Regions from separate parts of the Homo sapiens genome. Here region 1 is linked to region 2. A link is a loop called in an ENCODE intact Hi-C map of the cell type or tissue named here. Cell type or tissue: PC-3. All regions are shown on one strand. Each heading gives the region's core, and the rest is flanking DNA. Links, peaks and the distances in the headings are about the cores only. Region 1 overlaps ROBO1 (roundabout guidance receptor 1). Region 2 has its middle 230 kb from the start of ROBO1.

Region 1 (8,348 bases), core at 40-8,039, 480 kb after region 2:
TATGTAATTATACAGACATTATACATATAGTGTAATAAGACTAAAAAATTAACCATAACCTTATTCTAGTAGACATTTTAATAAACTATTTCTACATTTATTATAGCTTTCTCCAATTTTTTTGTTTGATAAACAGAATAATGTGATAATGTGGATCTTTTTCATTAAAGAAATTGGAATGGAAGGGAGAATATAACATAAGAAAGTATACTGTTCCAAGTTTGAGAATTTTTATGACAGGTTTCCAAGTATTTAATAGATATGTCTGAAACTTCTCTTTTTCTCTTAGTCTTTGTGGCTCTCTGTTTCTCTCTCTATATATATGTATATGTATGTCTATGTATATATTTATATGTATACAAAAACACACACACACATATAATTTTCAACTATTTTATTTCTAGGACCAGAGAAATAATAAAGCTTTCTAACTTGTTGTCATTGGAGGAACAAATTTTGTTTCAATTCAATTAAAATTAGAAATATACAACCTTTATGATCAAGCATTATGATACAATATGAACGTCATTTTCTCTGTTTTTGAAGACCATTCAAGTCTGGCATGGGAGATACAAACAAACATACATTGATCAATTCATTTAAATATGGTTTACTTTAGAATCCAGTTTCTTCTCTTTGTTTCACAGTTAATATAAGTTTGGAGTTGTTTAGACAAATGCAATACTTAGCTTTAAAAATCTGAAAGCCCCTTGGAATTGTTACTTGAATAATTATGTTTATCAAGTATAATATAGAAAAGAATTAACCTTTAACAAATTGTAGACATATGCACATACATATATAAAAATTCAGATTTTTCAATTTTATGATAGTATTTTATCTGATTCAAGTAGAAACTATCACTAACTCTTTCTAGGTATGCTTAATCTAAGGCTTACCAAAAATTAAAGAAAGGCTCATTTGAGATGGTTTAGATTTTTATATATTTACAGTATTAAATTTTATGCTATGCTGTCTAAATGGAATTTTAAAATTCTATGATGTTTACAGTTCAAATTTAATGATTATAATTTTATTTATATTATTAAAAATTTCTAAATAGTGGGTTCTCTCTGTCTCTGTCTCTGTCACACACACACACACACACTTACTTCAAATGAAGGAGAATAGTGGGAGCATTTGAACTTTCTCTAACGAAGACTCTTTATGCTGGTCCCAAACTCCTATCCCATTATGCGTCTTTAGGTATATCTTCCTTCATAACATCAAAATGTTTTTTCATGCAAGTAGTTGATGCCGTTCATGAGGTAGATTACTTTCTCATAATGATAAATTCCACCCCCAAAATCTAAAATAAGCACACCACATATCCATAAATACAGTCATAAGCTTATGAAAATCATAATTCTTCTGGGCAGTCATGTCTACTACATAATTCTGAAACAATACTGAATAATTTTCTGTTTGCACAAAATCAGTGTTCTATCATTTTCTTGGTAGTCTCTCTTTTAGATGCATTTTGCATGAAAAATGCAAAGTCTAGGCCGAGCGCAGTGGCTCATGCCTGTAATCCCAGCACTTTGGGAGGCCAAGGCGAGTGGATCATCTGAAGTCAGGAGTTGAAGACCAGCCTGACCAACATGGTGAAACCCCGTCTCTACTAAAAATAGAAAAAATTAGCTGGGTGTGGTGGCGGGCGCCTGTAATCCCAGCTACTTGGGAGGCTGAGGCAGAAGAATAGCTTGAATCCAGGAGGCGGAGGTTGCAGTAAGCTGAGAGTGTGCCACTGCACTCAAGCCTGGACAACAAGAGCAAAACTCCTTCTCAAAAAAAAAAAAAAAAAGAAAAAAAAAAGAAAGAAAAATGCAAAGTCTATTTTTTGTGGGCTTTTTTGGTGAACAATTTTTTTTTCAAATTTATTTGTTAAAATTGACGCATAAAATTGTGTATATTTATCATGTAGAACCTGTTATTTTGAAGTATATATGCATGTGGAATGATTAAGTCTAGCCAATTAACAAATACATTACCTCACATAGATATCTTAGTATATGCATGCTGTTGTAGTTTCTTTAACTAAAGGATTGAGAATTGTGTAACTGTATCACTATGTACTAATTTGTGTGTGTGTGTGTGTGTGTGTGTGTGTGTGTGGTTTATGAAGCCTCTTACAATGGTGGAACTGATTCTATTGTTTTAAGCCCATCAATACTGATCAGATAATTTGTTTTTAAAACAACTAGATCAGCTTGTTGTTTATTAGATAATTATAACTGTCATCTGATTGTAAAGCACACTTGACACAGACCTTTAACATGCACTTCATAAATGCTTTGTCTAATTCAAATATTAAGGAATTACCTTAAGAGAAATAGTCCTCAAAAACATGTTATTTAGGTTCCAATTTTACAAGGCTGAATCCTTTTATAGGTATGACCTCCCAGACAATGAGTGGAGTTGAATACTGATAGTCACATAGTTCGTGCTCTACAATTAAACATAACTTGAAGTTTTTTCTGAATTTAATATAAAATATATCAGTTAAATTTAAACTCTAAAACCACGATCATCTTTGAATATAAATGCTATCTTTAAACAGAAATAATGACGTATCGATACATTACTATATGCACCGTAGGAATCTATTGGTGTTATTTCCTCCTTCCAAAAGGGGTTTATTAAGTTCCCTTTCCATTTAAAGCTCCCCAGTAGGTATCAAGGATACAAAAGTAATGAAATGAGGTTCCTCTCCTTGGGTGGATGGAAATGCACAAAAGCAAGTGGAAATCAGTGATCAAAGTGATGAATACAGGAATGATGACTCCAGGATTTCAGACAAGGCGATGATTACTTCTGCTTTCAAGGCAGAATTCAGAAGAATAGATTTCAGAGAGGTGGTCTCTCAATCACTTCTTGAAAGAAAAATAGAAGCTTGCCAGTTGCAGGAACAGAGGCAGAGAGCACATTCCAAAAAAAAAAAAAAAAGTAACAGTCTTGGGAAAGACAGTGGTATAAAAGACCATGGTCTGTTTAGATAATAATAGGGGACTATTGCAGAAAAACAACAGATAGCAAAGGGTCTTGAAGGCAATCCTCAGAAGTTTGGGTTCCATTGTAGCAATACAATTACCAGTAAGTTATTAAAATACAGAATTTATTATACCAAAACAATTATCAAATATGATTTCTTTGGAGTTGCACAGCCACAGATACACTAAATTATAATACTAATAGATGACATACTGAATCTGTTTTGTTGTTATTAACTTCATATATTTGACCATATTGACAGTCATAATAATTGTCTTAACATGACAATCCTACTTCCTTTGGATTATAGCATACAGTTAAGCATATATTTTACCTATCTATGTAAACCAACCATGTAATGTTGGATAGAAGAAGAGGGAAAGGTCATCACCTCTCTCTACTGACACAGATATCCAAGGCACATTCAAGGTAGCATCCTGGAACCAGCATCCAGGTGCTTCCCCACACATCTTCCCCTTAATCTCAGGAGCAGACCGTGGATGGGACAAGTCTCGGGGTTCACAATGCAGGAAGTGTGTGTGTGGGTGGGGGGTGGTGACAAATATGGCCACTTCATTTTCAAAACATCTGCTAAAAGTGTTTATTTGAAGCTAAATAAGTATTCACTACAAATCAACTTCAGAATACCTTTTGTGTGGGATTTGTCTTGAGGGTAGGAAAGAGGCTTCAGTCATTTTAACCTTTTTTCGATAGTGTTACTTATGTAGTCACTTGTCTTACACATGCATATAGGCTAACGAAGACACACCTATTATAGCATTTTTCATCTGAATTAGATCGATGTCGGAAGTAACCAGTGATTTTTGAAGGGGCGCACGAAACTCCTAGCTTATTCTGCCACCTTGTGGTTAAAACACAAATTTCCATCACACCAATAATGTAACAAGTGTGTATTCTCTACCTCAAGGAAATTAATCCCTGTGTTTCCTAAACAGGAACCCCTAAGAAAATTGGAGTTGTGTATATATTTTCTTGATAAATAGTCAGACATTTAAGGCAAGATGATGCTTTCTTTGAATTGCTTGACTTCAGTTAAAAGCAAGTGATGGGGAAAAAATAATCTTTATAGTCCTGGAACACATTTAAAGACAGGAAACCAGTATAATTAAGCACTCCAATCAGAAAAGGAGCAATTGTGGGGAGAGGAGATGATTGCTTTCACAAGGGGTTCCAGCCACCATCTGTAGGCTTGCACTTTGAATGGGGTCTCAAAGATTATTCAATGAAAGTAGCTAATGTCTACAGACTATCTAAAATGCATATTTTCTCTTTAACACTGAGTTGTGGTCTAGATAATTTCACTAAATATTGTCTGTCTCTACATTGATTCAAGTGTTTTGTCCTATACTTTAAATTTCTTTTAAAAATTGATTTTAATCTCTCACTCAAAGTATTTTTCTCATAAATAAAAGTGTTTTTTTTTTTGGCTCTGGTTTGCTTCTAGGTTAGTGTTTCAAAACTATTTTTGAACCAAGAGACATTAGTTTCATTATCATATGTTGGATACAAATATCAATTAACTTCCCCAATTCTTTTCCCTCAGGTAGTTCTTGCTACTATTCCACTTTTATATCATCCGTGTAATCTCTGTTATAGTTTGCATTCCTAATTTTTAAAAAGCTGTCTCATAAGATATGAGTTTCTCTATCTTTATCTTAATTTCACAATATGTCTTATTCATAAACTACTCCAATTTTCCCCATATGGAAATATAACTGAATAACACTTTGTGTTAAATATTAAACATTTGCCATGGCTGAAGGAACAAATCTGGATATCATATTATCTCCTGAGTTCTATACTCATTAATGCCTTAAGACCCAGAGCTTACCAGTCAACTACTGAGGCCAGAAAATTTGTACTCTAGACTCTCCTTTTTCTTACCATTCTGAGATGAGGGACATCATTGAATTGAACTACTCTTAATTTCTTATCATTTGTCTTCACTTGTGTTTTAGAAGAGATCTCACAGCCTAAGGTTAATAGCTAACTTCCTGACACCCGATCTAGTTTTCCTTCTGCCTGTTTTACTTTGCTTTCTTCGGCATATGTGCATGCATCCTGGGGGTACACAAAGACTCTCTCTCTCTCTTTTTTTTTTTTTTTTGATAGAATCTTGCAGTCACCCAGGCTGCAGTGCAGTGGTGCAAACAGGGCTCACTGCAGCCTCGACCCCCTGGGCTCAAGCAATCCTCCTACCTTCTAAGTAGCTGAGACTACAGGCTTGTGCCACCACTCCTAACTGATTTTTTCTTTTTTAAAATTTTTTCTACACAGCGGGGCTTTTCCTATTGCCCAGAATAGTCTCAAACTCCCAGGCTCAAGCAATATTCCTGTCTCAGTATCCCAAAGTACTGGGATTACAGATGTGAGCCACGGTGCCCAGCTGCAAGGTCTCTTAATTGAAGTTTAAGATCAATTTAATTATTCTTCTCAAGTACTTGCCTACCTTTGCCTAGAGGAGGATTGTAAGAAAGTGATAATGCATCTAATTTTGCGAAGACATCAGACCCACTATTCTGGCTTAATTATTTAAAAACACTTTCACTCTCAACCTTCTCCTGGCTGGGACAACATATTATATTATACTTAGCATACATTTCTTTTTTCTTTTCTTTTTTTTTTTTTTTTTTTTTGAGCAGGAGTCTGGCTCTGTCACCCAGGCTGGAGTGCAGTGGCATGATCTTGGCTCACTGCAACCTCTGTCTCCCAGGTTCACGCCATTCTCCTGCCTCAGCCTCTCGAATAGCTGAGACTACAGGCGCCCGCCACCACGCCCGGCTAATTTTTTGTATTTTAGTAGAGATGGGGTTTCTCCATGTTGGCCAGGATGCTCTCGATCTCCTGACCTCGTGATCCACCCGTTTCGGCCTCCCAAAGTGTTGGGATTACAGGCGTGAGCCACCAGGCCCGGCCACACTTCTTATAGTGAGAACTATTTCTGTCTCCATCAATATCAGGTTTGGCCACGTGACATGCTTTGACCAGTAAAAGATGAAAGAAAAAGATCAATATGGGTTCTGAGCTGAAATTTTCAGCGCCATTGAGAGTTTCTTAAAGATCTTATCATCTCTTCCCTCTACCACAAGAATAGCATGCTTCTTGCTCTTGGAGCTCATTCCAGAATCCAGGCTGAGGAGACATTGGGGCTTTCTCTTCAGCCTGGGTTCTGGAACGAGAAGCATTCAGGAAGAAAGCAGATTAACAGCTATTAATAACTGGCCACCATGTAAAATGAATGACAAATGCATGCTGTTAAGAAACAGCAAGATTTGGAGACCATTTGGCCAGGCGTGATGGCTCACACCTGTAATCCCAGGACTTTGGGAGGCTGAGGCGGGTGGATCACTTGAGGTCAGTAGTTCGAGACCAGCTTGGCCAATATGGTGAAACCCCGTCTCTACTAAAAAAAAAAAAAATACAGAATTAGCCAGACGTGGTGACATACACCTGTAATCCCAGCTACTTGGGAGTCTGAGGCAGGAGAATTGCTTGAACCCGGGAGGCAGTGAGCCGAGATCGCACCATTGCACTCCAGCCTGGGCAACAAGAGCAAAATTCCATCTAAAAATAATAATAATAATAATAATAAAAGATTTGGAGAATGTTTATTATCTATGCATAATATAGAAAAAGCTTTACATTTTCGTTTATGTTCTGTTATCACTCCTTCTCCCCATTCATAATTCTGAAAAGCAATCCTCCTAGGTCTTCTAACTTACTGTTGTTTCACGGACAATTCTAAAGCTATTGCTCACATATATACTGAGAAACTAGACCTTTTAGGAAGTAGCAACTCTAAAACTACCTGAGAGAACTGAAAGAAGGGGAAAGAAAAGAAGCACGGAGGGAGGGAGGCTGGTAGGAGCAGCATGTGCCATTGCATCTCTATTTCCTGTTGTAGATAAGCTTGGCCATCATATTTGTCTTCTTCCCTTCCCCTTCCTTTCCTCCTTCTCCTTCTTCTTCTTAACATGCCTTACCCTATGCATTTTTTTCTCCCAAATCTGAGTATCTACTCAGAGACAGAATATCTGAGTATTAGTTTATTGATAAACTAAATACACTTATAGGAAAATTAGCATACTTTTGTAGAAATGTACATTCAAAACCAAATAGGTTGTAAGAGTAGAACCTTATATGAAATCTAGTCAGCTCCTAATCATTCTGACCCTAATCATTGTAGGTAAATTAGAAGGCCACTCAGACAGCAATGCAAGCTCCAGGATTCTTCACACATTCCTTCCGCTCTCTTACCACCAGATGGCTCTCCAAGCCAACGTGGTCAATAAACCCTAACACCCTGGAAAATGTCAGTATAATACCAGATTTTTTCCTGAAAGGGATTAAATGATTATTTCTTGGAATACCACATATTCATTCATTCAATCATTGTTCCCTCATTAATCCATCAGCAATTGAAGGTTTGAATGAGACTGCCACAGAGTTTATTTCATAGTAGAGTAATAAAATGTCTACAACTATTACTTTAGCCCCTGCCACACAGCAAGTATTCAATAAGTGTCACCTATAATTAGCTACCTTGGGCCATACAAGAACATTCTAAAAGAATATTTTCAGTCTCTTGCCTCTCTCTTTATATGTTACTTATACCCAGAACAGAGGGTAAACAAAGATGATCTGGGCTGCAGATAAAGATTTAGGAGCCATTTAGTGCTATTACATTAGTACTTTGAAAGTCACAGATATGAAGGAGGTGGACCAGAAAGAATGTTAAAATAAGAAAAGAATCAAGAATAAATCCTAGGACCTACTAATATTTAAAGGTTAATAGGCTGAAAGGAGCCTAGCAGAGAGATTGATGCAGAGCCAGCCAAGAGTTTAGAGAACAATAAGGAAAAATAAGTTCTCCTCACACCCAAAGGCCACCGGCAAGGAAATTTCTGCAGGGAGAGAGTGATGGTCAGTGTCGACTGTTCCAGAAAGATCAAGTTAGATACAGACAAGAAGCACTCGCTGGAAATTCAGTTATTGGTAACTTGAAGCATTAACTATGGCATAATGGAGTACTAGTCAAATTGAAATGAACCCAGGAGTGACAGGATGTGAGGAAGTCAATAAAAATGAGAACGAGTGATAACCAGTAATCGAAAGGAGGTTAGGAAAATATTTTCTTTTGTTTAAGGTGAGGAATGACTGCGCATGATTTTTACACTAAGGGAAAGAATTCAACAGAAAGAGTCTTATGGTATGGTAAAAAGAGAGGGTAATACACTATGATGCAGTTTATCACTCATTGGAATGACACATTTTGTCTGATGACACATCCTCTTGACCAGAGTGTGGGGAACACCTACTCTCATGTGCTTACGGGA
Region 2 (8,348 bases), core at 13-8,012:
TAAAGTGTGATGAATCTTTTTAGCATTAAAATTTTATATATTGCTAACTGCTTTATAGCTAGTAAGAGATCACCATTATGGACAGTTATAAAGCTTGTCACTTTTAAATGCAGACAATTCATTTTTACAGAAGCATCTATCAAAATTCTGTTCTTCATAAAAGTTTTTCTTAGCCTTATGAATATTTCAGTTTTTATGAACATTTATATTCCAATTATAAATGTAAATGCTTTGGATAGAAGACATTATATAAAATGGCACTCTATTAAAAACTCATATTCCTTTGACAGGTTTTGACACAATACCAATGGCACAAAAGTTTTTATATTTAATGTCACTAATAAGTCATGTATCATTAAGACAATGAATATTTATGTGTATACTTGGGCATAGATTTAATATATTTTCTCAGCAGTGTACTATGAATACAATATTTCCATACTTAAACACAATTTTTAATAAAAATTAATGTAACAACTCTTATACATACACATGCTGAAATACATTAATCCTAGCCTTAAAGGCCAATAGATAAATCTAATTTCATACCCTAATTTTTAAAACATTAAGTATTAACTACTCATGGCCATGAGTAGTGTTTTTCAAAGCAAACTTTATTATCAGGATCACCTGAAAACAATTGATTCCTCACCTTTATCTCAGATTTACTGAATAACAATCTCAAAGGAAGAATCAGGATCTGAGAATGTCTTTTTTCTAAATAAATTTTAGTTTATACTTAGGTAGAGCAAAGTTTGAGTACCATCAGCCTACAGGATAAAATATCCCAGTCCTTGGTTTAGCATGTAATTCAGCCTTCGGCCCCCCTTTTAGCAAATCAACCCGATACTCCCATGTAACCATCTTTGTCTGTTCTGTGCTGCTGTAACAAAATACTGAGTAATTTATAACAAGCAGAAATTTACGGCTCCCAGCTCTGGAGGCCGGGAAGTTCAACAGCAAAGTGCTAGCCTCTGGAGAGTGCATTCTTTGCTACATCATGACATGGTGGAATGTGAGAGACAGCAAAAGGGGGACAAACTCAATTTGTCCTTTTGTGACAGCACCAATTCCACCCTTAATGTTGGAGCCCTCATGATCTAATCACTTTTTCTTTCTTTTTTTTTTCCTTTGAGACTGAGCCTCGCTCTTGTCACCTAGGCTGGAGTGCATGGAGTGCAGTGGCGCAATCTTGACATTACAGGCGCCCACCACCATACCCGGCTAATTTTTGTATTTTTAGTAGAGACAGGGTTTCACCCTGTTGTCCAGGCTTGTCTCTAACTCCTGACCTCAGGTGATCCACCTGCCTCAGCCTCCCAAACTGCTGGGATTACAGGTGTGAGCCACCATGCTCACAGTGGCATCACCTCAGCAGTTTCTACCTCCAGGGTTCAAGTGATTCTCCTGCCTCAGCCTTCCCAGTAGCTGGGATTACAGGTGCCTGCCACCATGCCTGACTACTTTTTTATTTTTAGTAGAGACAGGGTTTCAACAGGTTGGCCAGGCTAGTCTCGAACTCCTGATCTCTAGCATTCTGCCTGCCTCAGACTACCAAAGTGCCGGGATTACAGGTGTGAGCCACCCCCACACCCAGCCTAGGTCTAATCACCTTTTAAAGAGTCTTTCTTTTGATAGTGTTAAAATAGTAATTAAATTTCAACATGAGTTTGGGAGGGGGCAAATATCCAAACCATAGTGCCAACTTTATACAAGCGATAACATTCTGAAGCTTTCAATTCTCACAGATGTTCCTGTTCTTCCTAAACACCTCATCTTTCCTTGGAAGAAGTTAAGTGAGTAAAAGAAATTATTAGTGATAAAATGAAGACTAGAATGTTGATGTCCTAATTTTAGGCTCTGATATATATCCACCCTTCAATTTATTTTTTTTAAAGGCCAATGATGTACACAGCACTGGAGGGAATCCGGAAAAAACCTTCTGTGTTCATCATTCTGTGAAATCTTCTTTCTGACTTGATGAAAAACTGAAAAGAATTCATTCATTGCCTTTTGGGAAGAGTTTTCTAAAATTTATTAAAACTAGAAGTCTATTTACTTATGCATATATTAGTTTTATGAACATAAAACCATAACCCTGCATTCGTTTATAAAACTTTATTCTGATTTTTTTATTTTTAAGTTGATTTATATGTATTATATCTGGAATAGGATCATCTCATTTTTATCGGATAGTCAGTAAAATTTTTAAAATTAATGTTATAAATTAAAATGTCAACATAAAGAAGACTGCTATTAAGTTTATAAATAGGAAAATGAAATTGAATTTAATTTTCAACTGAGTGATATTCAGTGTTTATTTTTAAAATATTTTTTGACATCAAATATTTGAATTTTTGACAAGAATTTTGGTCTATAATCTTTTGCTGCTATTGAGTGTGTCATCATGTCAAAACATATTTTTTATGCATTTGCTGTACTATTTAAATATAAGAAACTTCATATGACAGTAGACAATTGCAAACATTTCAAGTGTTCCTGTTTACACAGATAATCTCATAAACCCAACAAATCTTTATCACTGGTATGTGCCAGAATGTGTAATTCTAAAATAAGAATTTGTCATTTTTACCTAAGTAATGCCATTGCCCTATAGACACTTTTGAAAATACACATAGTACGTGAAAATCAAAATATTATTATTAATTTTTTGACATTTCAAATTTGACCAAAGAGTTGAAAGAGAAAGCTTGAACAAAATGGAGTGTTTTCTAATAAATGCTTTGAAAAATAAAAATAAAAATGGGTGGGGCATGAAAATCAGAGGCACCAGAGGTTTAACCTGGGAAGGGAGGAAATACAAAAAAAAGAACTGCAACATCTTCAAAACTTTGCTAGCATGGATTGTGGACATGGAGGCCCTTGTCTGCCATATTATGGAGCCCATTTTTATATTCATAGTAATAGAAATGTATTGATAATATTTAAGTAGATGGGTAATACTATCAAGTTTGTATTTTTTAAAAATCTAGTTTCAATGAGAAATACTTTTTGAGCGTGTTTTCGAGATTTTTTGTTTAGCCCATTTAGAAAAACATAGAAGTGATTTTGATAAGAGATGATTCAATTTTGAACTGATATAGGTGATATTGATAAAGAGATGAGTTATGAAATTCAAAGAGCTAGATGATATTCCTAAAGTGAAACAAAGAGGATTTGACATGCTGCATGAGTCTATCCCAACATGGTGAAACCCCGTCTCTACTAAAAATACAAAAATTAGCCGGCAGTAGCGGTGCACGCCTGCAATCCCAGCTATTCGGGAGGCTGAGGCAGGAGAATCACTTGAACCTGGGAGGCGGATGTTGCAGTGAGCTGAGATGGGGCCATTGCACCCCAGTCTAGGCGAGAGAGTGAGATCCTGTCTCAAAAAAACCAACAAACAAAAAAAAAAGAGTCTATCCCCCATAGCCATTCTGCCAGAGGAAAACTGAAACTATTAATTAAATAATTCACATAAAAGCTATATTTTTCTTACGTACATTATGCATTTATGAAAAAGTTATTTTTTGAAACAGAATAGTCACATTGATTTTTCGTCTGAAGGTCTAAAGCCTCTTGAGTGACAAAATTATTCTAAAAGTCATTTGTCAAATTACCACAAGCTATCCGGAAAAAAAAAAATGACTCATAAAACTAATAGTACAACTTACCGAGGGCTATTTACTTCCTGATAGTGATCTAACTATTTGTTAATAAAAGACTTTTGACCAAGTCTCTCAGCATTTCCTTTTCTCCAAGTATAACCAAAACTGTGAACCACTGGCTTATAAAACATAAAACCACCTATATTAAATTTAAAAATCATACGCTAGAAAAATATATGTGTTTGGATATTAGAAGATTAAGAAGAGGCTGATAAAATACAACATCATAAAAAGTAAAGACATAGACTCCAAGAAGATATATGTATCTTTATTTCTTTTTATATCCAATGTTATTGGGGTGATAAGCTCTTTAAAATTAATATAGACATAGACTGGGGAAGATGAAACACACATACATTTTAAAATTACTTGGGTTGTAATGCATAATTAGAAAAACCAACTGTGCAAAAAACCTAAGAGTTAAACAAGTTAGAAATTTTTCAATAATAGGAAAATGTATTTATTAAAATACATACAACTTACAGTTTTCTGTGAGTTTAAAAATGCCATAGCAAATGTGACTTGTAGGTAAAGAGAACAACTTGATTTAATTTTCTATTTGAATTTTGGAGCTGCCAATGTAGCTGTAGTTTTGAATAATCCCTATTTATCTGTTGTGAATTGAATTGTGTCCTCCTAAAAAGAAATGTTGCAGTCCTAAATCCCAGTCCCTCAAAATGTGACCTTATTTGGAAATAGGATTTTTACAGAGGTAATCAAGTATAGGGTGGGCCCTAAGCCAATATAACTGATATCCTTATAAAAGAGAAAATTTGCACAGAATTAGAAAAGCAGAGAGGGAACAGTATGTGAAGAGGCACAGAGAGAATGTTATGTGAAAATGATAGCAGGCATTGGAGTGATGCCTCTACAAGAGAAGGGATGCCAAAGATTGCCCGCCAATGATAAGAAGCTACAAGGGAGGAATAATACAGCCCTAAGAAGGAACAAATCCTGCTGATAACCTGACTCTGGACTGCTAGCCTCCAGAACTGTGAAACAATAAATTTATGCACTTTAATCCACCCAGTTTATGATTCTTCATTACAGCAGTTTTAGGAAATGAATGCATCACCTGAATAAATAAATTTTCTGCAAAATATTTACAGACTGAAGAAATGCTTCTCCAACAACTGTGTAACAGTTGATTCTAATTGAACATTATTACTTAGAATACCATTAATTATAGAAAATATAAACTATAGCCATTTGGGCCACCATTCAAAGCTTTGAACATATACTTAGCATCATAGAGAAGTTATTATTATAATTTGAATTTACTCTGACTCTTTTAGTACTAAAGAATTAAGTTACAAACTTAATCGTGTTCAAGCTAGCATATAAACATCAAGCCCTTTGAATCCATGCTCTATGTCGAAGTCATTTTGGAATTCTTCTCCAGAATTAGCACAGTATCCTCTCTGTCATGGTCTTTAACAATTGTTGTTCAATGAATCAGTCAAATCAGAGATGCAAACAAACTAAAAAGATATCATTCTTAACTTTAAAAAGCAATATATAAAGCCAGTTCAATCTTTCTGTACTTTGAATTATATAACAAATAGACACAGCAGACCTAGTAAACTACTGTTTCCATAACTTGTAGTTCTAGTCTTAGAATACAGGTATAAGAGGTTGTTGTAAAAATCAGATACTTTCTCTCTGTCTTGAAAGACTTTGATTATCGCCTTCTGTACAATGGAAAGATTTTGTAGTTAATACTTTATCTTATTTTATATTTGAATGAAAAATATCATTTCCTTTAAATATGTTCTTATGTGGAAAACATACTTATTAGTCATAAATAAGCATGCATAAAAGATGTAAATAATGTATTAGAAGACAAAATCCAAACCCTCTAAGAATTATAATCTTTTTCAGCTTATTAGACAGAGACAATATCATCTCAAAAGGTATATATAACTTTAAAGTTCATTAAACTTTAAACTCATATTTAGAAATTTTATTTTTACTTCCATAACAATAAAACAATATGTATTTCTCAAGCAATTTGCAAGTTCCATGGAACTTTCATGGATTTTAAAATTAATACTGTCAGTTTAGTTGACAATAATCAACATCTAGGTCCTTTACTGACCCCTCATTTAAAGAACACCACAGCCTACAATTCATAATTCATTGAAATATATACACCCAAATTAAATTTGATTTAATTTTTAAAATTAAAATCAACCTCCCCAAATTGTTTCATTTTTCAATTTTTGCCTAATGTCAGCACTCGAAACAAATCCTGAAATTCCAGTGAAGCAAGTTTTCTCAGACACAATATTAATAACACACTAACTCTTAACTAAGAATAATATTGAGTGATAAGATGAAAAGTCTTTGCCTAATTATGTTTTTAATCTCCTCAACTTGGTTTATCGTCACAGGATACCAAAGCACTATAAATAAATGTCTCTTCCTCCAGTAATTTTTCTTTCATTATTTGTTAAAATTATATTATTCAGGCTAAGAGATTTCTCCTTAATTTTGTGTTAGTTTAAGTGCATTCTTATATTGAAGATTCCAATATTCACTGAAAAGCAGAAAAAGCAAGGAATGCACTATAAATGTAACAATAATGACGAGTGACTGCACTGACACAGACAAATTATAGAAGAATCAAATAATTAACAAACTTCACTTTTTCACTTTTAATAATTTATAAACATCACTGTCCGACAGGAATAGCAATTCTTTAAATGTGCGAGAAATGCTACACTACGCAATGCCTACAGAAAAAAGCAAGGATTTGATATGTTGAAACCCAGGACATTATGACATTCTTTTATTTTGTAGATAAAGTTAGATTTGTTTCTTAGCTAAATTTGTTTTCTAGCTTTTCTACACTAGAATGATGTTTCTATGTTCAGAAAAAAACTAAGCATTTTTTAAGGAAATCTCAAAGGAATTCTAAAAGAAATGGTGTGTGAGAAATGCAACTAACCCCAAAAGATATTTGTAAACAGTGAGAATTTGAAGAAAAAAGTAATATGAATCCTAGATTTCCATCTCAGCTCAATCAAGAATCTAGAAACATTTACTTTTGCAAAACTCTACTAAATTCATTAATGATCAGATACATTGTAAATGATTTTTATTAGAAACTCCAGATTACAAATAAGTCATTTTTCTCAAGAAATCAGCCAGAGAGTCTAAGAGACACTGTATTTCAACAGCAAGTTTACTGTGGTTATAAATATATTAAAAGTGCATTCATATAGATTTTGCTTTTATAACTTAATATTTAAAGGTAGAAATAAAATATTTTCAATAATTTGATTAGATTTTTAAATAGCATAGGCATTTTTTTCTGTTGATTAAAATATATCTATATTCTCTGAGGAGAAAACAATGGAAGGAAAGCTATTGTGTCCTTTTTGGAATAATAATATATTGTCATTTTAAGGACCACAGCAATAACAAAAACAAATCAAAAACATTCACTTTTATAGTTTTAAAATTTCTGACATAATTCTAACCAAGAGTTTAAATGAAAAAGAGAACTCCCACCTTTCTGCTTTGGTTAAAAAAGAAAAAAAAAAGGACCAGCATTTGTCTGTGGTGCTAACTAAAATTTAAATTCAACATAATTTTTTCACCCTTACTGTAGAAAAACATCCAGATTCTTGTGAAAACAGTATAAAAAATGATGACCCAAGTTTTTTTTTTCCCCCTCTTCAATATATTTGCTCTGAGGGTGCTAGAATTCTTTTGAAAATTAGTGGTCCCAAACATGTTGTCATATATCACTTAGTTAATAAAAAACAAAAACCAAACAAGAAAAACAAACACAAAACAAGTTTAGTGCTGCCAAAGTATAAACAAAAGGAAGTCAAAGCAAATGTGCATTACTATGAACCGTGAGGATAATAATCAAATAGTTCATGTAAAACAATTACTGAAAGTAAATATTAATGAGAAAACCAATATTTGCATCAATTTAAAATCAAGATCAATTGAAGACCTTTCTGAACTGGCTTCAATAAACTTCTAAAATTATGAGACTTCCTACTGTAAGCATTGGGAGATTTCAAAGGGATAGAATTTTTAATTAGAGTTTTTGATTGGAGTAGATATGACTGAGGCATATGTGGTACATATGTAACAGACATTCTGATGTGCTGCTCATATTACTCTTCACGGTTAGATCTGTTGCCTCAACTGATGAAAGTGCTGTCAGTCTCCGGAAAGATTGTCTCAAAGGCAACAGCTCCTTGTCCTATGATTCATCCCTTCACTAGGCAGTTCACACCCAAAGTCTGATCAATGCAGGAGTTTAAGAGCCTGATCATTTCAATTCAGTGAGAAACAACTATGGGAGTCCATTGTTGCTTTAGAACTTCCTTCATGCTTGACTAAATTGGTCAGTGAATCTTCAGTCCTTCTCCTCAAGTCAGTTTCCTTTACCACCCTTTTATAGGTATTGATCTCAGAGATACTGTAATAAATATCATGCATGCTAAACTCTACTTCAGGTTCTGCTCTCTAGGGAATCCAACCTGACAATTAGTACAAGCAATGGTCTGAGAAAGCAGGCACTCAAGCAGGTTCTGGCTGGCTCTCTTGCAGTCTGGCTGATACAAGTTTCCATCACTGGTGGTCGGTGAAACAAAGAATTCCTGACATAAATGGCAGACCAATTGTTAAATTTTGCTAGTAGTGAATTGGGGCAGT

The links. A loop is a pair of places that touch in the nucleus more often than their neighbours do. Peaks named below come from ENCODE experiments on the same cell type or tissue, not always from the same donor. Only the 100,000 strongest peaks of a DNase experiment are listed, where the experiment ranks them.
Region 1: it touches region 2 in a loop (3-fold over the local background); 2 of 110 quality-filtered maps call a loop at or near these places.

What each region holds. Positions count from the first base shown.
Region 1 is chr3:79,516,929-79,525,276 of GRCh38, reverse strand. The region is part of intron 2 of ROBO1 (roundabout guidance receptor 1); the gene reads left to right. Among named protein-coding and RNA genes, the nearest start is that of MIR3923, 13 kb to the right of the region's middle. In PC-3, for the core only: CTCF peaks have their summits at 3,657, 3,859 (motif pointing left), 7,077 and 7,279 (motif pointing right); a DNase peak (open chromatin) is centred at 3,846; H3K4me3 peaks cover 297 bases.
Region 2 is chr3:79,995,557-80,003,904 of GRCh38, reverse strand. No RefSeq gene overlaps it. Among named protein-coding and RNA genes, the nearest start is that of ROBO1, 230 kb to the right of the region's middle. In PC-3, for the core only: no CTCF peak of the experiment used is centred there; a DNase peak (open chromatin) is centred at 3,664; H3K4me3 peaks cover 335 bases; H3K27ac peaks cover 2,041 bases.